Linked DNA regions of Mus musculus: regions 2, 3, 4, 5, 6 and 7 are each linked to region 1. The links are chromatin loops, found by intact Hi-C in ENCODE. Cell type or tissue: heart. All regions are shown on one strand. Region 1 holds the start of Gm33940 (a long non-coding RNA gene). Region 2 overlaps Etl4 (enhancer trap locus 4). Region 3 has its middle 42 kb from the start of Gm24670. Region 4 overlaps 4921504E06Rik (RIKEN cDNA 4921504E06 gene). Region 5 has its middle 230 kb from the start of Gm24670. Region 6 overlaps Etl4 (enhancer trap locus 4). Region 7 overlaps Etl4 (enhancer trap locus 4).

Evidence for each region. A loop is a pair of places that touch in the nucleus more often than their neighbours do. Peaks named below come from ENCODE experiments on the same cell type or tissue, not always from the same donor. Only the 100,000 strongest peaks of a DNase experiment are listed, where the experiment ranks them.
Region 2: a loop joins it to region 1, with 6 times the contacts of the local background. A loop is called at or near these places in 5 of 42 quality-filtered maps.
Region 3: a loop joins it to region 1, with 6 times the contacts of the local background. A loop is called at or near these places in 18 of 42 quality-filtered maps.
Region 4: it touches region 1 in a loop (9-fold over the local background); 31 of 42 quality-filtered maps call a loop at or near these places.
Region 5: a loop joins it to region 1, with 13 times the contacts of the local background. A loop is called at or near these places in 21 of 42 quality-filtered maps.
Region 6: it touches region 1 in a loop (8-fold over the local background); 8 of 42 quality-filtered maps call a loop at or near these places.
Region 7: it touches region 1 in a loop (4-fold over the local background); 5 of 42 quality-filtered maps call a loop at or near these places.

Annotation. Positions count from the first base shown.
Region 1 is chr2:19,413,245-19,417,244 of GRCm38, reverse strand. It overlaps Gm33940 (a long non-coding RNA gene), which reads right to left and starts at 3,084. Exons shown (of 3, transcript XR_374043.4): 1 at 1,524-3,084. In heart, CTCF peaks have their summits at 2,016 (motif pointing left) and 2,599; no DNase peak of the experiment used is centred here; H3K4me3 peaks cover 641 bases; H3K27me3 peaks cover 1,566 bases.
Region 2 is chr2:20,663,670-20,667,669 of GRCm38, reverse strand. All of the region lies in intron 4 of Etl4 (enhancer trap locus 4), which reads right to left. Among named protein-coding and RNA genes, the nearest start is that of Arhgap21, 300 kb to the left of the region's middle. In heart, a CTCF peak has its summit at 1,509 (motif pointing right); no DNase peak of the experiment used is centred here; H3K27ac peaks cover 1,067 bases.
Region 3 is chr2:19,731,736-19,735,735 of GRCm38, reverse strand. No RefSeq gene overlaps it. Among named protein-coding and RNA genes, the nearest start is that of Gm24670, 42 kb to the right of the region's middle. In heart, a CTCF peak has its summit at 2,071 (motif pointing right); no DNase peak of the experiment used is centred here.
Region 4 is chr2:19,518,060-19,522,059 of GRCm38, reverse strand. The region is part of intron 5 of 4921504E06Rik (RIKEN cDNA 4921504E06 gene); the gene reads left to right. Among named protein-coding and RNA genes, the nearest start is that of 4921504E06Rik, 34 kb to the left of the region's middle. In heart, CTCF peaks have their summits at 150 (motif pointing left) and 2,083; no DNase peak of the experiment used is centred here; H3K27me3 peaks cover 1,205 bases.
Region 5 is chr2:19,917,808-19,921,807 of GRCm38, reverse strand. It overlaps a transcript of Etl4 not described here. Among named protein-coding and RNA genes, the nearest start is that of Gm24670, 230 kb to the right of the region's middle. In heart, CTCF peaks have their summits at 2,224 and 2,424 (motif pointing right); no DNase peak of the experiment used is centred here.
Region 6 is chr2:20,778,113-20,782,112 of GRCm38, reverse strand. It overlaps Etl4 (enhancer trap locus 4), which reads right to left. Exons shown (of 22, transcript NM_001081006.1): 11 at 3,912-4,000; 12 at 1,041-1,171; 13 at 168-315. Among named protein-coding and RNA genes, the nearest start is that of Arhgap21, 190 kb to the left of the region's middle. In heart, CTCF peaks have their summits at 2,135 (motif pointing right) and 3,966; no DNase peak of the experiment used is centred here.
Region 7 is chr2:20,671,799-20,675,798 of GRCm38, reverse strand. All of the region lies in intron 4 of Etl4 (enhancer trap locus 4), which reads right to left. Among named protein-coding and RNA genes, the nearest start is that of Arhgap21, 290 kb to the left of the region's middle. In heart, a CTCF peak has its summit at 2,350 (motif pointing right); no DNase peak of the experiment used is centred here.

The sequences.
Region 1 (4,000 bases):
AAAATAAAATAAAATAAAATAAAATAAAATAAAATAAAATAAGAAGATATGGAGTGCTGACTTAGATGACTCAGGGTCCTGCCAGCATGGTCTAGCTGGGGCTCATGGTCTAGCCAGGGCACATGGTCTAGCTGGGGGCTCATGGTCTAGCTGGGGCACATGGTCTAGCTGGGGCTCATGGTCTAGCTGGGGCTCATGGTCTAGCCAGGGCTCATGGTCTAGCTGGGGCTCATGGTCTAGCTGGGGCTCACGGTCTAGCTGGGGCACATGGTCTAGCTGGGGCACATAGTCTAGTTGGGGCTCATGGTCTAGCTGGGGCACATGGCAGTTCTTACCAATTTTGGGGATGACCACACCAGCTTGATCCCCACACTCTGGTCTCATTTCCCCACATTCTCACCAGACTTGGTTGTTGTTTGTCCAGGGAGAGCCCGTCTGCCCGGGGTGTGATAGAGTCCCAGTGTGGTCTTTATTCAGTTTTCTCTGATGATTCAAACCAGTGAACATTCTTTCTGTACTTACCGTGCTCCTCTGTGAAGTGGCTCATCAGTCTCACTAAATGGATCACTTAGTCTTTGAGTGCACTTTCTTTAAAGACAAAATTCTTTCCTCAGACATGGAGAATTCTTAGAAGAAGGCAGAGTTAAGAGAAGTCATGTAGTGAGGCTGGAACTACAGTAGCTTGTGTGTGTGATCTTCGAGAAAGGTCTGCTGCCCCAGCCAGTGGATAGAAAGACAAGGGTGGAAATCAAGAGCAAGGGGGATATTTGAGGAACTTAGCTGCATTTACACTCCACTTTCCCAACGGATCCTGGATGTAGAATGCCCAGTCCCAGCAAGAGCCAGGCACATAGGACAACCAGCCAGCCAGCCTTGTATACTTGAGGTAATTTGGGAACGGGGAAGGTGTATTGGGGCAGCTTTGCAGGCAGAGCAGGTCCTGGCCACGAAGAGAAACTCACTGTCAAGCGGCCCCTAAGTTAAATTGGCATTTAGGATGCTGTTTGTGGAAAACCTTGAGGAGTGACCCTCAGATGATGTCTTCACTGGATTTGGTCCTCGAGACTTCTGTACAATTTCACTTCTTTCCTAAGGCGAGAGCTCTTTCATCATTTCCCACCAAGGAGACAGTACCCATGCTTAAGTACTTAACCACTGCAGTACTGTTTGCTAAGGTCTGCGGTCAAAGTAAGAAAACACAGAATTCACGTAGCCAGTGCTGTTCTTTCTGAGTTTTCAAATGTCTGAGGTGGGAGGGGGTGATGGGGCAAGGAGAAGGGCAGCTCGGTGGATGATTTCTTTTCTCTCTCTCTCTCCCTTCCTTTCCCTTCCCATCCCTCCTTCCCTCCCTCCATCCCTCCCTTCTTTCTCTGTATCTCTGTCTGTGTCTCTGTCTCTCTGTCTCTCTCTCCCCATCCCGATTTCAAACCCTCCCTCCTCTCCTCCCAGTCCTATGTTCACAAGCCCCTCCCCCATTTCCCTCCTTCTCCTCAGAGATGGGGATGTCCCCCATGGGTACCTACCAACCCGGACGGATCAAGTCAAAGCTGAACCAAGCAGAAACCTCTTCCACTGAAATCCAACAAGGCCATCCAGTTAGGGAAAAGGAATCCAAAGGCAGCCAGCTCCAACTGTTAGGGGCCCACATGAAAACCAAGCTGCATATCCGTTACAAAAGTGTATGGGGCCTAGGTCCAGCTCCTTCATGCTCTTTGGTTGGAGGTTCAGTTTCTGTGAGCCCCAATGGGCTCAAGTTAGTTGACTCTGTAGGTCTTCTTGTGGTGTCCTCTCTGGCTTCCTCAGTCCCATCCCCAACTCTTCCACAAGATTCCCCAAGCTCGGTCTAGTGTTTGGCTGTGGCTCTCTGGATCTTTCCATCAGCTGCTGGATGAAGCCTCTCAGGAGACAGTTATACTAGGCTCCTGTCTGCAAACATAGCAGGATATCATTAATAGTCTTAGGAAGGAAAGCCAGTGAAACATTCTAAAGCAGTCTTTTGGCTCCCTCTAGTGGAATAGTACAGAATTACTTGCCTGGCATTAAACTCGGTGACAAGGAAAGGTCTGCCTTGTTTGGTAAATAGAGAAGTACTCTTAAATTACCCCGAACCCTCGGCTGTATGACAAGGATGGAGGACTTGGCTAAGGACTTTAGCTAAACTCGTTAGACCGAATTTAAGTGACAAAATGACTAAGCTCTCTGCTAAAAAGGATGTGACATTTTGGCAATAACCCTGCTAGCTTTGAAAACTAGCTCTTTCTACCCTACCATCCCCATGCCTTAGCATTCTATAAAAACCCGCACTTAGTAAAATTCTCAGTAACCCCAATCCCACACTGAAGAGTTGTGACGGTGAAATACGCCCTCTATCGGTTTAGATACTGTCCCTCCGGTGAGCCTTCTCTTTGTTTAGAAGCCCCAAACAGAATGCATGTCTACACAGAGGATGTTTTTCCACATTTTACTGTTGGGAACTCTTCCACCCTCGACAAGATATTAGTTACAAATTCACAACAGTTTGTTAATAGCAACAATTAGGATGACGAACATTTTAACCCCTTCTCCCTTCGCATGTGGATCCAAGGAGCCCGCCGCCTGGAGGTCAGAGCCGGCACTGCAGGATTTCCTACGCGGGAGTCTTTCCCTTCACCTGTGTCAGCTGACTCTTTCCTAGCCACTGTGCTTCAACACCCTCTTTGCTCTTTACAATTCTGCACCATTAATAAGATGAAACTATATGGTTCCCTGAGTTCATTCCTCGTTGTGATGGCAGTCACACATCGCAGGAGAAGTGACATTAGTCTGGGAATGCATCTTGCTGCCTCAGACTTCTGCTTCTGGTTGTGGAGGTGGGAGGCTGGGGTGGGGTTGGCGCTTCACAGAGAAGCTACTCCCTCCTTCCCGCTCTTCTCTTTCTCTCTTCTCTTCTTCTCCACCCTCCACCCCTTCTTTCTTAGACCAGGCTGCTGACCTCAAACCCGCCTCCTGAGAACTGGGACTACACAGCGATGGTGTAAGGTCCTGTACCACTGTACCCAGCTTTTCAGATGGTTTCTTGCATGCTCTCAATACATCACCTGCATGAGGCCCATTCCAACCTGATTGCAGGCAGTTGGGAGATGCGCATGTGCTCCACCACCTCAAGAGTGGCCTCAGTGGGGTGGGTGGGTATGGGGGACTTTTGGTATAGCATTGGAAATGTAAATGAGTTAAATACCTAATAAAAAATGGAAAAAAAAAGAGTGGCCTCAGAAACTCACCTATGTGAGGGGTTTTCTCTTTGGCTTAATTCAACACCCTGTTCTTTTAAAAAGTCTTGAAAAGAAAATAAAGACTTATGGGAAAATCAGGTCCACGCTCCACAGACCTCGTTTCTATATTCCTTACCTATGTTGTTTAAAGGAAACCTTTGCTCATAGTGCATTAAAAAAAAAAATCACCGTTTTGCTGAAATCCTTATGTACCATGCACCTTCAACTGGATTGTGAAGACTTGTCGACAAGGAGTTCTTTCCCATGCAGTAGAGAAGGCAGGCAGCCAGATAAAAAGGCAAGCTGTGTGACTTGCACAGAAGCAGTGTGCAAACCTGGAGCCAGGACTTACCAGGGGCCATGACAGTTACTTGTTTCTCTTCTCTGTTGCCCAGGTCCCCTCCTGTCCGACTTAGCTTTCTATTGCTGTGATAAATATCATGTGTGTCTTAGTCACTGTTTTGCTGCTGTGAAGAGACATATGACTATGACAACTTACAGAAGAAAGCATTTGACAGGGTTCCATGCTTACAGGGTGAGTCCACGAACATCATGGCGGGGAGTATTTCAACCTGCAGGCATAGTGCTGGGATAGCAGCTCAGGGCTCACATCGGATCCAGGCAGGCTGCAATCAAAGAGTCAGTCTGGGCCTGGCACAAGCTTCTGAAACCTCCAAGTCCATACCCAGCAACACATCTCCAACCAACAAGGCCACACCTCCTAACCCTTCCCAATCAGTTACACTAAC
Region 2 (4,000 bases), 1.3 Mb before region 1:
CCCAGCTAAGTTGTCTCATTCTTTTTTTTTTTTTTAAAGACTTATTTATTTATTTATTTATTACTTGTAAGTACACTGTAGCTTCAGATACACCAGAAGAGGGCGTCAGATCTCATTACAGGTGGTTGTGAGCCACCATGCGGTTGCTGGGATTTGAACTTCGGACCTTCGGAAGAGCAGTCGGGTGCTCTTGCCCACTGAGCCATCTCACCAACCCCAGTTGTCTCATTCTTAATGTAGGATGTCCTAGAAAAATCAAACTCTAACAACAGTGAAAGGAAAGCTCACTTGTGGTCAGGAGTTGGTGAGGAATGAAGGTTAAATGGGCAGACTACAGAACATCTTTGGGGCAGAGAAAATACTTTCTATTATGTACAATGGTGACTTCTCCTCACTGCCTGTCTGATCTAAGAGCATGCATAAAACCAACAGTACGCTCTAGCAGCAGCCAGGTGCTGTCAGTGGTATTGACATGGCAGGGCAGGGCTATCAGGTGGGCCACTATTCCTGGCCTAAAATGAACAGATGATAAAAATTATAGCCAGGTGTGGTGGCGCACGCCTTTAATCCCAGCACTCGAGAGGCAGAGGTAGGCAGATTTCTGAGTTCGAGGCCAGCCTAGTCTACAAAATGAGTTCCAGGACAGCCAGGGATATACAGAGAAACCCTGTCTCAGGAAAAAAATAAATAAATAAAAAATAAAGATCAAGGTAATGGACAAACTGATGCATTTGTATCAGTAGCTCTCAACTGTCCTACTGCTGCAACTTTTTAATACAGCTCCTCATGTTGTGGTGACCCCATGCCATAAATTATTTTCATTCCTACTTCATAACTGTAATTGTTGCTGCTGAGCGGTACCTGAATTCCTAGGACCATCAGAAACATGTGTTTTCCTGTGGGTGCTACCCACAGGTTGAGAACTGCTGATCTAACTGATAATATGTTAGGCGGATTCATTAAAATTTTCAACTCTAGCCGGCACGCATGCCTTTAATCCCAGCACACGGGAGGCAGAGGCAGGCGGATTTCTGAGTTTGAGGCCAGCCTGGTCTACAGAGTGAGCTCCAGGACAGCCAGGGCTACACAGAGAAACCCTGTCTTGAAAACGCCCCCCCCCCCCATCAATTCTGACCAATATGACAACACAGAGATACTCAAAGACACACAGCGCTTCCAAACAGCACCAACAAGGGCTTACTTACAAGGCCATGACTCTGAGGCTGGGGTGGAGGTGGGGGTGGGAGGGGTGGGTATAACAGCTACACTTGTAGTCCTCTGTACTGGGACTCGGGACTGTGCTTCTGTGCATCTTGTGTTAAATAAGACCAGACACAAGGGGATTTCTTTAATCAAGGCAAGGCTGAGTAAGGACCTTGGAAAGGAGAGTGCATGTGCAGGCTCCTGGTGACTCAGATTTTCCCTCCATTCCATAGGCTCAGCAACCCCAGTCAATTGTACCCTGGGCACTAGGTGCATCCCAGAGGAAATTCCTAAATTGGCCACAAGGAGGAAGTCGAGGGCAGCAGTAACATTGCTGACCCAAAAGCCCTCATTTTCTGAGGCCACAGCCTCTCTTTTGACCAACTTCTTATGTCTCTCATCTCCTGTCCTCTCCTCTTCCTGAGTCCTTTTGTTTCTCTCCAGAAGTTGGAAAATTCTATGCTAGTTGAATTCACTAGGTAACGGATTGAACCTCTTGACTATGGGTTTATAGGCACTCTGAAGAAAAACTGGCTTTAGACTGAGGCTGAGCAGTTTTCACAAGCACAGGGAACCACAAATGTTCACTCAGTAATCCCTTAAGCAAGACTTTGTTAGCCTCTTCTCTCTCTCCGGGAGGAGGGGTTCCCCTGCAGGGCAGGTATCCACCTGCAAGGCCAGCTGCCCTGACAGCCGAAGGAAATTCCTCCCTTGAAGACAAAGGGTCCATTATCCAACAGGCTCCGTTCCCAGGGATAGATAGGGGAGGCACACAGGAGTTTCTTATCTTTACTTTATTTGGCAAAACAGGCGGGGGGGGGGGGGGGGGGGAATCTTCACAGAGACCTGACATCCCCAACCCACCCCATTTCCTGCAAAGCACAAAGGAGAAATTCCACTGCCAGCCTGGCTCTTGCCTCAGGGATGACTGTGGCTAAAAGAGCACAGTGCTCTTTAACCCACATGGAAGCTGCAGGCTGGTGACAGTAGGAAGGCTCTGTCTGTCTTCCCCCTGTCCTGAGCAGTGTTCTCCCAAGTTGTATGCTAGTCCCTGGGGTCCCAGAGATAACACTGGAAGATGCAGCTAATGAGTGAGATCTGGGGTTCATACGTCCTGATTCTGTGACTTAACTGCCAGGCTAGAGAAACACACACACACACACACACACACACACACACACACACACACACACAGAGAGAGAGAGAGAGAGCATTCCCTATGTTCTTCTTCCGGTGGTGATGGCACATGCCTTTAATCCCAGCACACAGGAGGCAGAGGCAGGTGGATCTTTGTGAGTCCAAATCCAGCCTGGTCTATAGAGCTAGTTAGTTAGTTCTAGGACAGCCAGGTCCAACACAGTCCAAGCTGATTTCAAATTTACTCTGTAAGTCACTCTTACCTCACACTCAAAAAATCTTTCCGACTTAGCTTCACAACTACTGGGATTTCCAGTATGCATGATCACACCCAGCTTGAAATTCAGTGTTAAAAAATGATACTGAGTGCTTGCTGCTGCTAAGCACATACAGTAAGATTGGAGCAGCAGAGACTTCAATAGAGCCTCTCGCCAGCATGGAGTGCAAAGCCACAAATGGTCTGTATTTTACAATAATGATTATGTCTTATGAATAACAGGAATGCTGATAAGAAGACAATAGAAATGTTAATCACCCCAATGCATCAGGACCCTCTGTGTACTTGTGACATCACAATGTACCCCCAAAGTACATGGAATTATTAGATCTTAGTTTAAGATTTAATTGGAGATGAAATAATAAAATGGTAGGTGTCCTTACTTGATCAGAAAGTATCTTTTACATACATACGCCATTTACATTAGCATACTCCACACTGAACCTTATATACGTGTCCAGTTAGAAAGCAAATGAAGGAAAGGCTAGAGAGATGACTCCACAAGTTGAAAAAAGTTGCAAGCCTGATGGCCCGGGTTCAATTCTCAGAACTCACATAAAACCCCATGTGGTGGGTGGCAGGCGTCTACAATCCCAGCACTCTTCCCTCTTCTTTTCTCTTCTTTTCTTTTTTTAAATATTTTTTAAAGAAACATTTTATAAAGACTTATTAATAAATAATATGAGAACATTGTAGCTGACTTCAGACTCACCAGAAGAGGACATCAGATCCATTACAGATGGTTGTGCGCCACCATGTGGTTGCTGGGATTTGAACTCAGGACCTCTGGAAGAGCAGCCAGTGCTCTTAACGACTGAGCCATCTCTCCAACCCTGATCCTAGCACTCTTACAGTGAGATGAGAGCTTGCCCAGAGAACTAGGGTCAGCCTGCCTGGAATGTTCAATTCAGCAATACTCGGCCCAGCACAAACAAGACTCTGCCTCTAAAACAAGGTAGAAAGGTTATCTTCTGACCTCCTCCTACATGCCATGGCGTGTGGGCACCCACACTCACATGTATATCCCTCACACACATATACACACAGACAATTAAAGACAATACCAAACAACAATAAACATAGATGGCTAAAAAATTTAAAAATAGTAGTAGTATTGTTAACATAAGCAACATTGTGCCTTTTAAGATAGCTAATGTAATGTCTGAAACCATACAAATAATATAGCATTTTTTGTTTGGGCTAGGGTTTGTCTGAATAGCCAGAATGGCATCTGAACCCAGTCTGCTCTGGATATTATCTGCAACAAGGAAGCAAAATCAAGGCACCATTCACACCTATCTTCTCCTTATACTTCTAACAACAGTTTGCTAGGTGTGATGTGCAGAATTCAGTTGTTTTCTGCATTGACCTCTCATCTTATCC
Region 3 (4,000 bases), 320 kb before region 1:
AATAAGCTATGAATATGGTGAGATAAGGATGGAAATGGCCAGGTCACCTTGATATCAAATATGGCTACATAGGATTAAAGTTTGTCTCCAGTTTTTCTTCAGTGGGGCTCCAATCCGGCTACTGATAGGGTTTGCACTCAACTACACAGCCATTATTAGGCATCCTGTTCTTCCCACTTGTGGAATTTAGACATCACATTACATTCACGTAAATGCTACTGATGAAAAGGACACTTAAAATACAGGTACGGACTAAAATGAGCATTTTTGAGTCAAAGGGTCTCTAAGATGGTTACACTTCTCTCAGGATCTTAGGAACATTCTATAAGATCTCTTACTTTGCTTTGACCAAAGTGGAGCCTTGGTTCTCCAAGTGATCATATTTCCGATGCTCAGAACTTTGGAAGTCAATCCTCTTCCCCTAGCTTTCCAGAGCGTTCTGAAGAAGTCCCTTGGCCAAGCTCAAACGGCATCTGTCTTACATTAATCAGGCCTCCTTAGGTGGCAAGTGATAAAGTTTAATTCAAATCATCTGAGTTTAGTTCAAACCATTTGTATGAATGAACCTTCACTTAGAGGCTCACTCCGTCCCAGACTCTACCTTCCTCTGCTCTTGGCTTACATCTCTCAGCCTGTGGAGTGGTTGCCTCAGCAACGCAGGAACCAGCCGTCTACACTTCACACAGTTCACATCTCTCAGGTTTAAACTCAGCCTTTTCTCACTCAGCACCGAAGAACAAAATAATAGAAATGCGTCCGACGGCCACAGCAGAGTTTCCCCTTCGCTGCTTAGGTCCCCACAAGTCTGCAGGCTTGATATGAGGGGGACTTGCGTTTTAGAGCTTCCTGCATTGTGATTCTGCTCAGGTGAAGCTCCAGCACTACCAAATCACTGAACGCCACTGGTTTCGCTTGGAAGGTTAGACTGCCCCTTCACCCCACCTTGTTGACAAGCCATGTCAAAGTTTTGTGTCTCTTGGGCTCGCACCACCCGGAGCTTCTGCAGAACACAGCTGCTTCAGGAACACCTGTGAATGCTCCTTGACTTCCGCTGGCCCGCCAAAACCACAAATGAGCTAGGGGAAAGTCAGAGTTCAGGCAGGCAGCAGCGTCCAAGCGAACACGGATTTTCACTGCTGGTTTACAAGGCTACAGAAGAGAGGTTGATGACTTCACAAAACACACATTTATCATATTTTTGTGCTAACTCTGACTTTCAGAAAACCCATTTAGAGACATATGGCAATTTCAGAAAGCAGGAAACCACAGAACCTGACATTCTTGGAGCTCTTTAAAAACTAACAAGACAGAGATGTGTGTGGATCCTGACAAGGAAGGTTAGAGGTGCTTCCTCATTTGGCCCTGCTGGATGTTATTGTACTAGAATGGAGCCAAAATGGAAACTTAGTTCCTGTAAACAGAATCTACAATCAGCCACGGTGTAACCTAGTTAGGGAGTGTTTCTAATGGACCCTTGAACAGATTGGTTGTTAGTCTTTGTCTCTTAAATAAGACATGAGACCGAGTAAGACATATTTGGAAAATACAACCATACCCAAGTCATACACGTCAAAGGCTACACTCAGAACTAACTGTGTGGTAATACGTGTTAATCACTTCTTTCACTAAAAGTTGTATAGCTGAGACTGAAGCAGTGGTTTATGGAGAAAGATGTCTGTCATTAAACCTGAGAAACTGAGTTTGATCCCTGGTACAAGGAGGGGACCAACTCCTGATCGCTACATGCTCAGTGTGTGATACCCACCCCCAAACACGTCCACCAACAAAATAAATAAAGTGCCTTGAAAAGTAGTTTATAGCTATTCCTTCTTTGTTCACATTGAAAGAGTCCCTTTCAACTGTAATTATTTTTTCATTTTTATTTTCTTGGTTATGTAGAACAAACTAAACAAAGAACGGTGTTTTGTAATATTTTTCAGTACTAAACTTTAACTAGTAAATAAATATTCATTCATAAACTGAACATATATAGTAGTTATGCTTTCTTTAAATTGGGGACTATTAGGCTCATTATTTTTCAGCAAGAGGAATTATATTTCATGTATATTACCACTAGGTGGCTCAAATAGCTAACACACCAGTTCCATATATTAGCAAGGGGAAAACCCTTAATGTTGAAAGATTTATCTTTTTCCATCGTCATATATTTTATACTTTAATTTTCTGCAAACTTTTATATTATTTATAGATTATTGCTATAATACTACACACGGTGACAATTACTTTAATGTAGGCCATCATCATGTGTGCCATTTTTATGAAGGAGAGGAGATTAATGGAGGAAATGAATGAGTTATGTTATAATTTGTCATAAAGATGCAATAATAAAATAAATTAAAATTTTACCGGATGGCTGCAAACAGTATTCAATGGAGTCTGACGAGTGTGAGCCTTCGGCTGTTTTTCATCCTAATGTATCCAGGCATTTCTAGAGATTGACTGCTTTATTTTCTGGCCGTTGTGATTATTTATGTCTCTTAGAGACAAGCGTTTCCCAGCTTTAGTGCAGGAACCTTGAGAATTCCCGCATTCCTCCTTAGAGAAACTTCCTGAGAGGCAGGACTCTAAGCATTCAGTGTCCATCACCGCAGACGATATGGGGCCCCCACTCTGACACATTCAACAACAGCAGGAAACGATGGGCTACTTCTCAACTCACACAAGTAGCTTATTTTTCACTTAGCTCAAGATAGTGTCAGGGTTGAAAGTGCTAAGCCTTTAGATTCTGTCCAAACCAAGAACACACAAATGACATAAGATAAGCTCTCAGACATTTCTAAAGCATGAAGAGCCAATGCCCCTCCCCCACCCACCCCAACCCCCGATCTTAGGAAGTCGTTCCATTGCCAACAGAAACTCTGCCTTTCTAGCTTAAAGTTTAGGGCCATGAAATCTTCAAGAAATCCCTTTCAAGGTGATAGGTTTACCCTCTATTGTCTGTCTTTGTCCTTACCAACAACCCCATCTTCCATGCTCAAAGTTATGCTCTTGGCTACATCCTGAGCAAGGAGTAAGAGCCCAACTGGGAGGAGCTTCAGGAGTGATTTTCCCAGCCATTATAATAGACATTTAAAGCATATATGTAGAATTTCCCTCTTTTTTTTTTATCTTTTTCTGGAATTTCTTAAAATATTTTCATTGTTGATAACTATTTGTCATTGGGAAGTCCATTAAGGAATCTGAGTTTGACTTAGAGAAAAGTATTGATTCTCCAGAGGGAGCCATGATTTGGTTTGAGCTGCAATAGCTACAGTACTGATATTTTTATATTCGTACTCAGGCCCCTGACATTTAAGTTTTATTTGACTACAGAGCTGTAAATACAACTGGAACCTGCTGTCACATGGCCCTTAAATGCCAGGACCTAATTAGCTCTCTGCAAGCCTAGCAGATACTCCTGGCCAACGCTCTGGCCAATTATCTTTTGAGAAAGCAGTATAATCTGCTCATTCCAAACTCTGGCAGGGAAAGGTTCTCACTAAACCATCAGAAAACTTGAAAACTCTCAAAATTATTTAAATGATAAACAGCACTCATTCTGCCGCTGGGTGTGGTTTCAGTGCAGGATATACCCAAATGCTCGTTAATGTCATACCTTACGAATCTACTGTTGTGTCTACCTGTCTACCTGTCTATCTGCCCTTAATGGCATTGGTGACAGTGTCTCTGCGAAGTATGGCAGTATATAGGGTCACATGGTACTGGAGAGGGACATGAGAGTTCTATGTTCGAATAGACAGGAAGCAGCTAAGACACACTTTCTACAACAAGGCCATACCCACTCCAACAAGACCAGATCTTCTAATAGTGCCACTCCCTATGGGCCTATAGGGGCCATTTGAAGTTGGCTTCTCAATTTTGTTTTTGTTTTTGTTTTTTTTTTTTTCAGGGAGACGGGGAGAGGGATACTTCCAAAAACCATTCAGCAAGTACACACCTTCAGTTCACTGTCCTCTCTTTGTATTTGTGTAGTAATGCT
Region 4 (4,000 bases), 100 kb before region 1:
TCTTTCTGCAAGAACTCGCCAGAAACACGGGTTCTTTCTCATCTCTCAATGGCTCCGCGTGGAAAACAGTTTACTAAATTCTCTAGGAACAAACTTACCTGCTGTAGCTTCCCATCTGAAGTTTCAGTGTAGAGAGCCGCCCCCTCTAGTGGCTAAAAATCCCCCTGAGACATCACACAATGCTAACCTGCAAATGGATTCAAAGGGCAGAACCATAGAGAGATAGTTAAGGTGTCAAGGGGAGGGTCAGCAAATGGCTCCGCAGATAAAAGTTCTTGTAACACAAGCACTGTGAGTTCCATCCCTAAAAAAAACTTAGAGGTGAGAGAACAGATGCCACAAAGCTGTTTGCCCTGCACACACATGCCATTTCACTCATGCCCCGCCCTTAACACACACACACACACACACACACACATACACACACACACACACACACACACACACACACACACACACGTTACGAGTGATTAAATATTTAGGAGAAATATCAAGAGGAACACTTTGAAAACATTCGAAAATAAGCTGACTTTGCTTAGTCAACATAAAACTGAATGATCCTTCTGATAAGCAAATCTCATTAGTACCTTATTTATGTCAATAAATGGTCAAACTCTCCCCCCTGGCTTGGTTCTGAGGGATATCTGACGAGACTGGCTAGAAAAAGACAAGTTCATTCAACAAGTAGTCCAAGTCGCTTGTGTGGCCAGTGGCAGGCAAAGAGTGAGTCTCTCCAAATGGCAGAAGCTTGTGGTCCAGATGATATCCTTAATGCCACTTTACCTGGCAGCAACTTCATTCCAGTTTTTATTCTGTGGGAAATCAATGTGACTTAGATGCAGACTTTTGCGGGTTCTGGTTTGCCATGCTGTCTGTTGAATACTCTCTGTGAGAATTGTAAAAAAAAAAAAAAAAAAAAAAAAAAAATGACCCCCTTAGAATATGTTTGTGTGTCTGTATATACCATGCATGTGTGTATATATATGTGCCTGTGTGCACATACACAGTTACCTGCCTGTGCATACCACATATTGACTTTAATTTCATCTGGGTTTCTTTATTGGATTGTTTTTTTTCATTTTTCCTTCTAACCCCAATTATGGCCAGGCTGCACAACCATCATCTACCCACCCTCCACTGATGAACAGATCTGCTTGTTGCTAACAACACTAAAACAGAGCTATCATTCAAGAATGGCTACTCTGCAGGACTGCGCTGTCCTAGGGTGCCACTTTCCTGGTTGTCACTCAATGGGGAAGCACCTGCTCTTCTATGTGGCTGTCAAGGGCACGCATCAGAATCCTGCCTCCTCACCCCTTCCTCCCCCACCATCTACAAATTGAGATGTCCAAGTGCCATCCATGTAGTCTGCAGAATTGAGATGCTAACATCACAAAAGAGAACTGCCAAGAAGGCACATGGAGAGATCTGGGCAAGGAACTTCTCAGACCCTGGTTCATATGCATCACCTGCAAAGATTGTTCATATACAGACTCACATAGGAGGTCTGGGCTGGAGCCTGAGGTGCCATGTCTCCAGCAAGTTGTTCAGTGATGCCTAGGCACTTGGTCAAGAGCACACGGAGAGCTCTGCATTGTCCTGCTTTGGGAGGCACTTCTTCCCAGATTCAGCTTAGAGTTCTGAGACCTGGAATCAGACATATTGTAACCCTTATGCCCAAGAGAATTTGCATATCCCACCTATTAAAAGGCTCATTTTCATAAAATTATGGAGAACTGAAAGTGGGAAGTTAACTGTTGGGATTTAAAATTCCAGAATGATTGTAAATGACACTGTCCTGGCTTGTACTATTTTTTAGCACCCAGCTAAGTTTATTTTAGTGGTCTCTACTTTCTAAACCTCATTTTATGAACACAGTTTATTGTTAAGGAGATTCATGGTTTAAGCAAGACAGAGCTAGCAATGTAGGGCAGATGGCAGAAGGAACATCGCCACAAAACTTGCCACTTGAGTGTGAGGGAGGAAAGCCGCAGCCGGGAGGAAGGCTTTGTCCCCTTTGCTAATGAGTGTCCTCATTGCCCTGGTAGTCTGAATAGTTAATTATTTGCAGTTCCTGCAGTTGCCAGATGGTGGGGACAGAGCTGAAGGCTACGCTCTGGAGAACTGAGGCTGTAGATGAATGTTTGGAGGCAAAGCCCTCATTTTAATGTGTTTTCCCACACAGAGGCTTAGAAAACATGTCCGCTGCAAGCTGCTATCACTTTGTCATCTGATATTTCTTCCCGCAGTTCTTAGGTTATGATAACAGGCACACATGTAATCCTCGTGGATGGCCATGATCCGCCAGGTGGGAAACAGAGGCTCAAGCAGATTCAAGTCACCCTGTTTTGTTTATATTTTAAGAAATCCTGTTAGACCATAAACACACTCTTAAATAGTTTCAATTTTAATTAAGTGAGACACATTAATATTAAGGGTCTCCCTTTATTTTAGAGAAACCCATGCTGTTTCTTAACTGCTTGTTAGAACGCTTAGTGTTCCTTTAACTATGCATATTAGAGTCCAAGTATTATAGTTGCCTAGTTAGGAGGATAAAGAGTTTAAGACCATGGGCCTGAGGGATGCCTCAGTGGTTATGAATGTTGGATGCTCTTACAGAGGACCTGGGTTCAATTCTCAGCAACCACATGGCAGCTTACAACTGTCTGCAATTTAAGTTCTGGGGGACCCTACGTCTTCTGACTTCCAAGATCACCAGACATACATGTGGTACACAAACCTGCGTGCACGCAAAACACCATACACACAAATAAGTACATAAACAAGATAGCCAGCCTGGGATATATAGTGATAATCTGTCTCAATAACAGTAAGTAAATAACATTAGAAATTAATTATGCTGGAATAATTTAAATAGGATAAAGGGCTAAAAGCTCAAAGATTTGTACCCAAACTTAGTTCAAAACCCAACAGCATATGTCAAATGCTATTAAATCCAATGTATATGATTATAATTCCATTAATGAGGAGTTAATTTTAGAGGGTATTATTAATGTGTTACAAGATACTTAAACACTTGTTTTTCTTCTCAATCATTATCATCACAGAGAGAAATATTTTAACAATTTACCTTCTGGTTTCTCTAAAGTTAAGTCAGAGGAGAGTTCCCGAAGGAAGTCAGCATACTGGGAAGATGGCATTGTTTTTGAGTGTCTAGTTATTCTTATTTACTTGAGATCATGGGATTACTATAAAAGAAACAACTCATAATTCAGCTAAGGTCACCTTTAAGTTCAAAAGTATTTTCAAGTCCATGGTAATTTAAAAACAAAACATGTAGAATTGTTTTCCTATTTTAGCATAATAATGTGATTGTTATTTTGAAATTGCATGATCCGTGATGAGGTATAAAATTCTGCATCAGTCTCCCTGATCCATGACATCTTAATTTTTTAAGTGTGTCCATAAAATGTAGACAACCATAGGAAAGTATATTCAGATGTTTTCAATAGCTTTGAAACAGACAAGAGGAAGAAGAAAGAGAGAGTAGCCTTCCCAAATAAACTTCTATTGCATAGGAAAAAGCCTCCATCATAATAGACATGGCAAGATTTAAACAAAAGACACACATAATAAAAATGTAAATGAGTTTGCTTTACTAAAACTATAACTTTAAAGTCTTTTGTTGTAAGTTATCCTGAAACCTTCTTACAAGGTAATCACTTTGCATAGAGATTTAAGCTGAAGTCTTCAATAGCGTTAACCGCCTGCACAGCCCCTGTGACAGGCATGCAAAGCCACGTTAATGTTCAGAATATGAATTGCCTCTGGGTGGCTCCCCCACCCAGCAGAAAACCAACTGTGTGCATATCCGCGCGCCTGATGGACTCCATGCGGCTCCCAGCCTGCACACATCACCCCTTGACATGTGAGGGGCTCCTCACCACACTGGCGGCACTGACGCCGAGAAATGCCACAAAGGCAACAAGCCCCCCTCCTTAGTCCTATACTTTGCCACCCCCTGGCGCTGCCCATCCAT
Region 5 (4,000 bases), 500 kb before region 1:
CCACCGGATGGTTTTAGCTCCCTTTTCGAAGATCAAGTGACCATAGGTGTGTGGGTTCATTTCTGGATCTTCTGGAAGGCTTTTTAAATACTGTTTCCTGTCTTCTTATACAGAGATATGGTGTATTTCTCTACTCCCTTTACAACCATTTGGTATGATCTCTCCCATCTCACACAGAAAAATGACATGACTCTCAAAATTAATCTTCAAATCTAACACAAAAACCTCTGCTATTTTTGCCAGGAATCCACAAACAGATCCTAAAATGTATACTCAAAACAGATTACAGAGCTAAATGAAGCAAGAGCTAAAATTTTAAAAAGCCATAGAAGAAAACATGAGAATGAAACCTAACCATATTGGATTCCTTGTACATGCAAAAAAAAAGTAAAAACAGATAAACTGTTCTTCATCAAAAGTGTCAAAATTTCAGAGTTTCAAATTAAACTATCAGCAAAGGCAAGCCACAGGAAAGGGATAAATTATATACATCTGATGAGATATTTGTATGGAGAATAAAGAACATAACTCAAAAATAAGGTGGCTACTCAATTGAAAACTGAACAATAAATAAACAGCTCTCCAAAGACTTACACAAATATCCAAGAGACATAAAAAGATGTTTCACATCATTGACCATTTGTAAAATAGAAATTAAAAGCACATGTTACCACTTCACACCCTTTAGAATAGCTATGATTTAAAAATAAAAACAGAAACAACTATTGGTGAGACTGTGGAGAAAATGAACCTTGAACAGCTTGTTCAGAAACCAATTTAGCAGCTTCTCACAACACAGAATACAGATTCTATATTACCCAAACTCTACTCAGTATCTACTCAGAGAAATGAAAATGTGCAGGCACATGAAGACTTGCATATGAGTCTGCATTCTAGCATTATTGATTGTAGACCCAACTGGAAAAAAACAGTACATTAACTGACCAATGGATAAATAAGTTCTGCTATATGCATACAAAAGGCTACTACTTGGTAATAAAAGTACACTCATGCATGCTGAACTGTAAATGAGCCTTGGCCACATATTATGAGACGAGAGTCATGAGCAATGTCCTGAATAGGTTCGTTTACATGTGCAGAAATGGGGTTGCTGGGGACTAGAAAGTTGCAAGATAAAGAAATGTCAATTAGCTGCTACTCAGTGACTGGCAGCTAATGGTGGTAGGAATTTTGCCTAGGGAAGATGAAATGTGATTGTCGCATAACCTTATAGACTCATCTTAACTAAACTCAGTTCTTCCCATTTTACACTGTGAATCACAAAGGGGACACTATGCTCACATAATTCTTCACCAACTTGCTGCCCTCCCTGGCTGCAACAGCCCCAGAGACCTTGCCCACCCAACACAGACCGAGCCTAGATAGGTTCTATGGTGAAAAAATCAGAGTCTTTTTATTTGGTTTAGATATTCTCCCTGAGACATGTGCTTACACGCACACGCACAGTGAGACAGAGACGGAGAAACAGAGACACACAGGCATATACAGACCTCTGTCTCTGTCTCTCTCTCTCTCTCTTTCTCTCTCTCTGAATGCTCAGCCATTCAGACTTTCACCTTGCTAAACTACCCCAAAGATCAGCAGATCCAGACGCAAAGGCCAAATATAAGACTCAACCCAGGCCTTTTTGTACGTCTTCATATTGTTCCCTAGCAAAGAATAGTAGTTACTTTTATAAAGAGCGGATTATAGAAAATTAAAGAAAAATGGTGTGACAGAGCCAATGTGGACTGCGAAGTCTAAAGTGCTCACTTCCTCCCCTTCCGCCCTGTGCAGAACAAGCTTGTTAACCTGCTAATAATCCATCCCTGGAAAAAGTGCAAGAGAGACATGACCGGCCAGGGGGAAGCCCCACCCTCCTTTTTAAATCACTGTTAACAACTAAAACAGTAAGCCTCGGGAGCCAGTTTGTACAATTTCACAGGAATTACGTTTTTTAAGAGTTTTACAAGCCAACTGACGTCATGTTGGAAATGACTACAGGAGAAATAGCCACACAGAAACCCACAGCACTACAAAAAGGACCTTCTACTGCCGTCAACACAACTCTAAAGAAAACATGGAATTTTCCTCTTTGCACTTGCTGGAAAACAGAAAGCAAATTTTTGGTTAAGAAGATTTGAAGGTGGGATACTGTGGGGCAAAGCTAGATGCTTATAGAAGTAAGGGGAAAGCAATGTCCCAACCCTCCGAGGACAGGAAACGTTGGGTTCTCCCCGGGTCTCTCTAGTAGTTCTCACCTTGTGATCTGGACCTTCTTTGTTGGACCTGCCAGCTCTGTGAATATGAGTGCTTGCATATATGGATACTTGCAGACTGCAGTGAGCCTGGCCAGAACCAGCTGCTGAAAAACATCTGCTCTGCAACAGCCAGGGCACGGAAGGAAAACTTCAAGCTCACCACTAGGGGGCGGGCTGGTCGCACTTTGCATGAGGCCATTCAGGAACCAAAAGGCCAAGGAATGGTGGTAGGAAATGGAAGGAAAGAGATGGAAAAAAGATTATTTCTTCTCTTCTACAAAAAATTATTTCTTCTCTTCTACAAAGGGGTACTAAATGCTGGTGAGACAGACGCTGGGATCAGAACTCTCAGTGACTTTCTAGCAAGCTCATCGCTTTGTTTATTTCTATAAAGAAAGACATTATGAGATGGAAGGCTAATGGGCATTTTATTCCCTCTGCAAATCACAGGGTACACCGATAGATGTATAAATGGGAGGCCTTGTCTTCTTTTGTTTTCTTTCTTTCTCCTTTCTCTCTCCCTTTTTTCTCCCTTTCTCTTTCCCTCCCCCTCTCCCTCTTCCTCTCCTTCTCCTTCTCTCATTGACAACTCACTTTGTTTCCTCTTTGTTATCAAGGCTGGTCACAAACTCTTGCTCTTTCTACCTCAGCATTCAGGTGGTGAAATTCCAGGCATTCAGCACCCTGCCTGCCATCTTTTTAAGAATTCTAAGTCTCAGTTATGTCTAAATCTTTGATTTTAGATATATTAAATATTTATTTGCACTTTGTTGATATTATATGTTTGCTTCTTTTTTAAAGGTGACAAAGACTACTCAATAGTGCCTGTTAAATAGACTGCATGCACTTTTACTATCTATGTGTGTGCATTGCTTCTGCGTGGATATTAATGTATATAGTCTTCTCTTCTCTTGAATTAACCAACAAGGAAACAGTTGAGAGACAAGTTGCAAAAATGCCAGCCTAAGGCAGGGAGATGACCCAGTGGTTGGAGCGTTTCCTGCACAAGCATGAGGGGCAGATTCTAAATCTCCAGAACCCATGTAAGGGTGAGATGGGCGTGGTAACCGACCTGGGAAGAATGAAACAGAGGGTTCCTTGATTGGGCTTGATTAAGAGACCCTGCCTCACCAAATAAGGGGAAAATGATTAAGTAAAACATGGGAGAGCAATCTTAGGTTTAACATGCATTGCATATACATAAAATCTCCCATACATCCATGCACTCGCAAGCGCGTGCGAGCGCGCGCACGCACGCACACGCGCGCGCGCGCGCGCGCGCACACACACACACACACAAATTGGAAAAAGAAAAATGCCAACCTAGACATTCGTGGAATAACATGAAGGAAAAATAAGGATGTTAGGAAGTAGATATTAAAACTCCTTTTCTCCTATGATAAAGCAAATTATACTATTACAATTTTAATGCTCAGCAATAAATCAAATGGGCTTTTCTTGGGGCAACTGGGAACTTAAATTCCACATTACAGAGTTTCTAAGAGAAAAAAATACAAACAACTCATTATATGTAATGTTTAGAATAAAATGTCCTTGCAAAGTGTGCAGATGTTGAATGGATCAGTTGTTTGGAAGAGTAAGTTAAACCTGCTTTAGTTCCCACAAAAATCTGTATTTCTATCTCAGAGTTTTCTCTGTCTCTGTCTCTGTCTCTGTCTCTGTCTCTGTCTCTGTCTCTGTCTCTGTCTCTGTCTATCTTGTCTCTATCTCATCTCTAC
Region 6 (4,000 bases), 1.4 Mb before region 1:
GGGGGCTGAAACAGTTGAGGGTTCTCCTCAGGATGCCATAAATAAAGAGTGATAAGTCATGATGATACTAAGAGTAGGTTCTTAAAGCCCGTGACCTGTATGTACACCAGCCTTTGAGCGACCCCTCCTGGCAAACCACCCCATCAGGACCATGGCAGTGACATTACCTCCGCAACATCGTCAAGACATCTGTCATGCTCCTCACACGCTTCAGGAGACTGTCCAGCTTGTGTGGCTCTTCCTTCAGGAACCTTACTGCCTCAACTTCTATGCGCAGGACAGCACGCATCTTATTTTGCAAAGTTGGAAATTCTCCTACAGGCCAAACCAGCAGTGATTTTTAGAATAGGAAGGCAGAGTGACAATGCCCACCCCACTCCTGTGACCTAGGGTAGCACAGAGAAATACCAAGTCGGGAAGCAACGGGGTGAAATCTTATGGTCAAACTGAGTGACCTTGGATAAGGTCACAGCCCCTCTGGGTCCATTCCCTGTGTATTATGGATAAGGCTAAAAAGTTAGGGTTTGTTTTCAACGAGTTTGGTATGTCTGTAAGTTCAGTAAAAGGGAAAGTTTTAGTTGTATGGTTTAGTTTCCATCTTCAGCATCCTTTATAAAGGTCCTCTAAGAAGTCTTGAATGAATCTTTTACTGTTTGAAGGATTGTTTATTTATTTACATGTCTATTTGAAACAAAGTATTACTGTTTCCCTAATCTGGTCTCAACTGACTTTAAGGGATCCTCCTGCCTCAGCCTCCCAAGTAGGATGGGATGGTAGGTCCAGATTTGAAAGCTTCTTCGGTTTTTTTGGTTTTTGATTTTTTTTTTTTTTTTTTTTTTTTTTTTTGGTTTTTCGAGACAGGTTTTTCTCTGTGTAGCCCTGGCTGTCCTGGAACTCACTCTGTAGACTAGGCTGGCCTTAAACTCAGAAATCCGCCTGCCTCTGCCTCCCAATTGGTGGGATTAAAGGTGTGCGCCACCACCGCCCAGCTGAAAGCTTCATAAACATTCCAAGCAACACACTTCCAGTGGAAGGCTCACCTTTGAGAGTGGCCACAGCTTCTCCCACTTGTCGCAGGAGGAAAGCCCCATCTTCCACATCTTTCAGGGTCACCACTCTGCCAGTGGAGGAAGAGTCCTTCTTCAAGTCCTCAACAAAGTCCTCCAGCTCACTGTGGGGAGGCAGAGAGCAGATGGAACTGAGCATGGAGGGTCTCAGAAAGGACACGTGCAGGAGCAGGGGCTCTCCCATTTTCTGCTGTGTCCCAGCCCTATCTTAAGCTTCCAAGGAGGAGGTGGGAGCACAGTCGATAGTAGTTTGCTTTGCAATATTGCATGGCTATGTAAGGTAGCAACGGGAGAGCTCTCCCGTGTCTGTCATTTGTGGTTCAGATTGGTCCCGGGTGGGGGTGGAGTGGGCACTTGATACATTCTTAACTTTCAGTTGTATTCATGCCAGCCAAGAGAACAATGTGCACACTTGGTGACCAGGAATGGAGGGAGAGAAAGACAGAGGGGAGAGAGTCCTGATAGATTAGGATGGAGGCAGAAGATGGGGGCTGGGGGTAGCCTAAGAGGGGGGTATGAACCAGTACTACAGTGAAGTGTGTTAGCTCACTTTAGACAACCAGGTTTCTCAATTTTAGTACCTGACATTTTGAACCATATAGCTTCATTTTTAGTGCAGGGCTGTCTTACACAATGAAGGATGTGCATCCTTGGCCCCTTCCTGCTGAGTAGCAGTAGCAAGCAATCACAAATTCCAATAATTTGTGACACATGTGAATGTCCCTTGACATGGTCAAATATCCCTGGGAAAGAGAGAGCAAAACTGCCCTCAAAATCCCCTAATGGATAGCCTCTCTCTAGTGTACCTGACTGTCCCATCATTAATGACTGTCTCTCTTCTCTCACAACTAAGAACTTAGAGATCTGATTTCTGGAGGGAGGGAGGGACGGATGGAGGGGTTGGGATGGAGAGAGAGAACAGATATCAACTCCAACACAGCCAAGTTATATTCTTCCACTTGAAACAACAAAAACAATTTGCCCAGATGTGTTTGTATCCTTTCAAGTTGCCTGCAAATTCAAGAGAAAGCTCTTAAAGGACGAGGGTGCTAAGAAATGCAAGACCACTAGGTGGCAGTAAGTGAATGGCGGCTGTACTTCCTGGCGCCTTAGTGGAGGAGAGGATGGCCTCACAAGACATGGGCCCTTTCCTCTAGGTGAGTGAGTAGAAAGGAGCTAATGCAGCCACAGGAGGGAGTCCAGCAGGGCAGGACATACATTCAACAAGGATGAAGTCACACGTGACACATCTGACCTCTTCTGAGCAGGGGGATGAAGTATTTGGTGATGCCAGCCATTCTGATACAGAAATCTCTGATGAAAGGATGCCCCGTTAGGGTCTGCATCTGTTAAACACACCTGGTGTTAGGTGAGCATACCTACAGGGCACATGCAGCTGCTGCTCCTTGGGGTGGAGCTGGGCCAATCCTTGTCAGACCTCTAAATGGTCCATTGGTGAGGGAGGTTCCCTGGTAGACCAAGCAGTCTCCTGCATTCTTTCAGGCTTTGATGAAGCCCTTCCAAGCTAAGACTCCAGGGCCCCCAGTTCCTTCAACCACCCACAAACTGGTCAATATGCAAATACTCCTCCAAGGAGATGTTCCATGACCCAAAGCCACTCCATCCAGATAAACTCCTATTTTAGTTTCTCTTACCCAGTCTGCCTCCTGCGCATCATATCCCTGCAACCCAAAGTTCCCCAAACTCTGCTCCCCTTTGACGGGCAGCAGGGAACCTCTGACACCATTATTCTGCCAATTCATGTGCTTGTGATTCCTATTTCGAGCTCTGAAGGCCACTTTTATTAATTCAGAGATTGAAAAAGAGACAGTGCTGCTGAAAATGAGTGCAGACGGCCTTTTGAAAGTCATCAATGGGCTTTTGAAATAGGTAGGCTTTGCTCAAGAAGACGTCAGACATTCATGGGGCCTCCAGATTTCAGCATGGCCTTAAGCTGCTTTTTATTCTGCCTTTGTTGAAAAGAAGCCCATTGTTTGTTAAACTGAACTTAGTCTGACTCTTATTAGAAGCTGTTATTTCCAAGTAGAAAACCATGAAAGATATTGACTCATTTTTTTTTTCTGTTCTTTAATCCCCACTTTCACTCCTCTGTCCTCATGTTCAGAGGACCCAAGCCTAACAGTTCTACCAGAGTATTTCTTTTCTGGAATTTAGAAGGAAGGGAAAGGGACAGAGAAGGGCCAGCAAAGAGCAGGCGTTACTTCTCAGTAGCCCTGAGCCAGGTTCTAGAATATCTTACCTAAGCTCGCTCTCCTGTCATACGGATCCACCCAGTTACCCTAGTCTATGTCTGTTTAAGGTATAAGAAACAGATATGATAATATTAAGGAGATATATATGTATTCCATAACTTTTAAATTAGTGTTGTGTGACTGTGCATGCAGAAGGCAGAAGACAACTTTCTAGAGTTGGTTTTCAGGGTCTATTGTGGGCTCCCATGATCTTACAGTCTTTGCAAGCACAGCCTAGACAGGTACCAAGCAGGTCTCCAAAGCAGGAGTATGACCCATAGAAGACACCAAGCCAAGGAGAATGATACCGTTCAACTGTGAGATGTGATTAGGACCATGGACCCAATTCTCCTGCCAATCCCCAACCCTGTGGTTTTCTAAGGATGCCCCACATTTTCCTGGCCCAGAGATATACTGTCATGGGGCCTGCTGAGTTTCCCAGACCTTAAAGGAGGGACAGTTGGGACAAAGATACCAGGCTCAGCAGATCTCTAGCTTACACAATAGGTGCTCATTAAAGAGAGGGAGAGAAATACCAGCTAAGAAGGTCACCCTGTGAACAAAGACAGTTTTTCTCTTCAGGGTGACTCACCATAACTTTTTGACAATCCGCTCTTCTTCGTGGAGGTACTTCTGTCTCTCTTGCTCCACCAGGGTGCGCTGACGCTGTACCGGATCCTC
Region 7 (4,000 bases), 1.3 Mb before region 1:
TAAATGGCTTTTAGAATTGTATTGTTTTTTGATTAAGTCAAGTCAAATTTATTTTGGATCTAGAAGGATAAATAACATTATTTATTTATTATTTGCCTTGCTGGCTTCCATGTTGTCTTTGAAACTTTGAATTCTGTTTTAAGTAAATATTTTTTTTTTTACATCTGAGAGAAAAAAGCCAAAAACCAAAAACCCTTGGCTAGTGATCTGGGTTAGAGTGAGACTTCCTAGCTGTAATACAGAGAAAGATCTACTTCACATTAATTTCAAGACTAATTTTCCCCCTCTGTGGAGTTTTGAATTTCTGTTTCCTTTCATTTATTTCAGTCTCATGCCTGCATCTTCAACCCTGAAATGTTCTATGTAAATGTTATTAAATGGTGACCAGGCTTACCGACATGCTGGCTGCAAAAGCATGGGAGACCTGTATCTTCCCGGGGAGCCTGCTCAATGCTCGAGACTACCATGTGCCTCATCTGTGACCCACCAACATTCTAACGGAGCGCTCACATCAACCAAAACTGCCTTCCAAGTCAATGTGTTTCCTAGGCTTGCCTGCCTACAGAGCCATTATGGAAGTGTGCGGTCTTGGTTTCTTTACTGTTGCTATGATAAACAGTGACAAAAGGTGAAAGGATTTATCATGATCTACAACCACTGAAAGATTCAGTCCACCATGGTGGGAAAAGCATGCCAGCAGAGGCAGAAAACTGTCTAGTCATGCCGAGGAGGTAGAGTGAAGGGATGGGGCAGCCCTAAAAGGTTTCCGCTCTGCACTCAGGGACCCTCTTCTATCAGGCCCTATCTCCCAAAGATCTCCCCAACTTCCCAATTAGCCTAGGATCACACGCTCACACCTAGGCGTTTATGTGGGAGGTATGTCACAGCCAAACTATAAAAGGCATAGAACTTAATAATTACTCTGAAATCCAAAAAAATCAACTCTAGAATATCAACCCGAGTTTTACCAGCATAAGATTTTTAATATCTAATTGTATTTTCTTTGAGATAAGACCTCCCTGTGTAGCTATGCCTGGCCTGGAACTCAAAGAGTAGATCAGCCTGAACTTGAATTTATATAGATCCTTCCTCCTCTATCCCCAAGTGCTGGGGTTAATGGCTTATGCCACCATGCCTGGTCGACTTGCGTAGGTGCAGACGCATCACGTGGCTACACTGCTTCTTGTAAGCATATTCATCCCTAGTTGGATTTGGTGCAGTAAATCTATTTGTAGAATCTGTCCACGTTTCACTCACCTCATACTGGTTCCCAAGGCACAGCCAGTGGTGAGCTTGAGTCCCTGTGCATAGGAGTTCTGAAATAGTCACACTGGAGGCTCATTACCAGCCCCAAATCCACATTTTATTTAAAATATTGACTCAATTTTTCCCCCAGGACATTTATTTTACCAAATGTAAGAAAACTAAACGCCAACATTTTTCTTTTTCATTTAAATCTTTTCATAGAATATATTTTGATCATATTCTTTACCCTCCCCCAACTCTCCCAACCTATCTATTCACCCAACTTCACATTCTCTCTCCTTCTGTCACAGTCTCTGTTCCTGTCTCGCTTTCCCTCTCTCCTTTCTTTGTCTCTCTTTCCAAAACAAAACAAAACAAAATAAATAAATAAATAAATTCAAACAAACAAATCAAAAAGTGCACTGAAAAACCAAACGTCATTTGTCTTGACTCAATGCTCCTGGGCATAAGCGACCCTGGAGTGTGGCTGATACACCCAGAGACACCTGGAGTGTGGCTGATACACCCAGAGACACTGCGTTAGAGAAAGTCAGTTTTCCCTCTTCCAGCAGGCATCAAGTACAAATACATCCATGGTTGGATTAGCACTTTGCATATACCCCTCCTCTGTGCAGGGATTTTGTCTGAGTTTCACTCACACACTCTCGTGTGCCCTGCCACAGTCTGAGTTCATAGGTGTCTCAGCTCTGCTATGTTTGGAAGATGTGGTTTTCTTGAAGTCGCCATCATCTCTGTCTGTTACAATCTTCCTCCCTCCTCTTCTGCATGGATCCCTGAGCTCTTAAGGGAGGTTTTGGTAAAGTCGTCCCAATTAGGGCTGTGTAAGAGCTACCATTTTTGTTAACCTAAAGCAGCTTGTTTTATAGAGGAAATTTTTTCATGACTGTATAACTTCTCTTTCTTTTTTTCTTGTTGTGCAATTCAATATATTTAATGTCTCCTGGGCTGTGTGTAGAGTTTTACTTTATTTTAACTATTTTATTTCACCTTTTATTTTATTTAGCATCAGGTCATGTCATGAAATTGTTATCTTTGAGAAAGCAGGAGGCTGCTACTCAACCCACTTGCAGTTCACTGACCAGCCTCTAGATGGAGGCAGTCTGCACCTAACAGTACTTGGAATGAAGCTACAACAGCAACACAATATGTAAATAGAGAAAAACCAGTCAGCATGCAAGTGCAAGCAACGGAGTCGGCTGCTAGTTAAGGCCAATACAAACTTATCAAGTGGTTTACAGAAATAGTAAATTGGATTTTTACTGTAGAATGGGCTACAGCAGAATCGGCCAAAGCAGGAGCTCCTTGCCATTCCGGGCAGGTGTAACCTGGTAGGAGCTGCCAGCAGTGTCCCAGTACCTGGCCACACCAGATCGTCAGTGCTATAAAAATGGACACCTAGTACCCGAACCACACAACCACACCAACCTAGCGATGGATGGGGACAGCGGCAGAGGACACTAAAAAAACCTGAGAACATGTTCAGCTGATGTGCCACCCAGCACTCAGACCCTAGCACATGCAGTGTGGTGGGACGACCCATTTTCCTGCCTCAGCAACAGAGTAGGCACACATTGAGGAGATAAGAGTGTGCAACTCACACCCTCACCTTAGCTACCCACTGCACTACTCAGGTCAGGGCCTTGAACCTGACTCTCTAGGAAACACTCCAGGACTTGCTTTAACAGTGGCCAAGATGATCAAGGATAGACAGACCCAAAGTTATTCATCTGCTACAAAGCACTCTTTTTTTGTTTGCTTGTTTTTCGAGACAGGGTTTCTCTGTATAGCCCTGGCTGTCCTGGAACTCACTCTGTAGACCAGGCTGGCCTTGAACTCAGAAAGTCTGCCTGCCACTGCCTGGCTTATTGTTTTTAATTAAGTGGATTCACATGTTTCTGTGTGAAGGTGTGCAAACAAGAACACAGGTGCCCATCCATTCTGGGAATTCCGAGCAGTGCAGACAGTATATGCTCCCAATCGCTGAGCCATCGCTCCAGCCCAATACAGCACTGCGTTGCAATCACTGACAGTACTTGGGAAAACAAATGTCGAAATGCTTTAGATATTAGGCTCCAGGTGATGGCTCAATGGGCAAATCACTTGCCAAACAAGTACAGGAGTCTGAATTCAAATTCCCCAGACCCACGTAAAGGTTGCGAGAAGTAGTATGTATCTATAATTCCTCTGCTATCACAAGGAGATGGGAGGCAGAGGAGAATTCCCTGAAGCCTGAAGGCTCCAGGTGGTATGGTACACACAGTAGTGAACACACCACACACACTCACAAACACACACGCGTGCACTTGCACGGGCCTGAGTCCTTTCAGTCACCACCCCACACTGGTGGCTTCCACCTTTGGAGATGGCTGATTTCTCCCCCCTCTCCCCTCCCCGGTCTTGCACCAAGATGCAGACTCTGATTCCCTGGACCTCTGTTCTTTAAGTCACCACAGGGAGCAATCACCATCAAAGCCAATGCCTTGCAGTAGAACCGCCATAAACTCAGCAATCCACCCCCACCTGATGAATTTGGTCGTCATCTGGACTAAACCCTTCTCTACTGTTTTAAATGGTTTTTGGTTTTTCAGTCTATATTTACAGATATGCAGGACCTCTGCCGGGCTTACTCAGGGCTGCTCTCTAAAGCAGTTCTTCTGGAGTCTGGTCCACCTTCCAAAATCTGGCGGTACCCAGAGGAAGCTGCTGATGCAGTTCTTATTTTCACAGAGCCTCA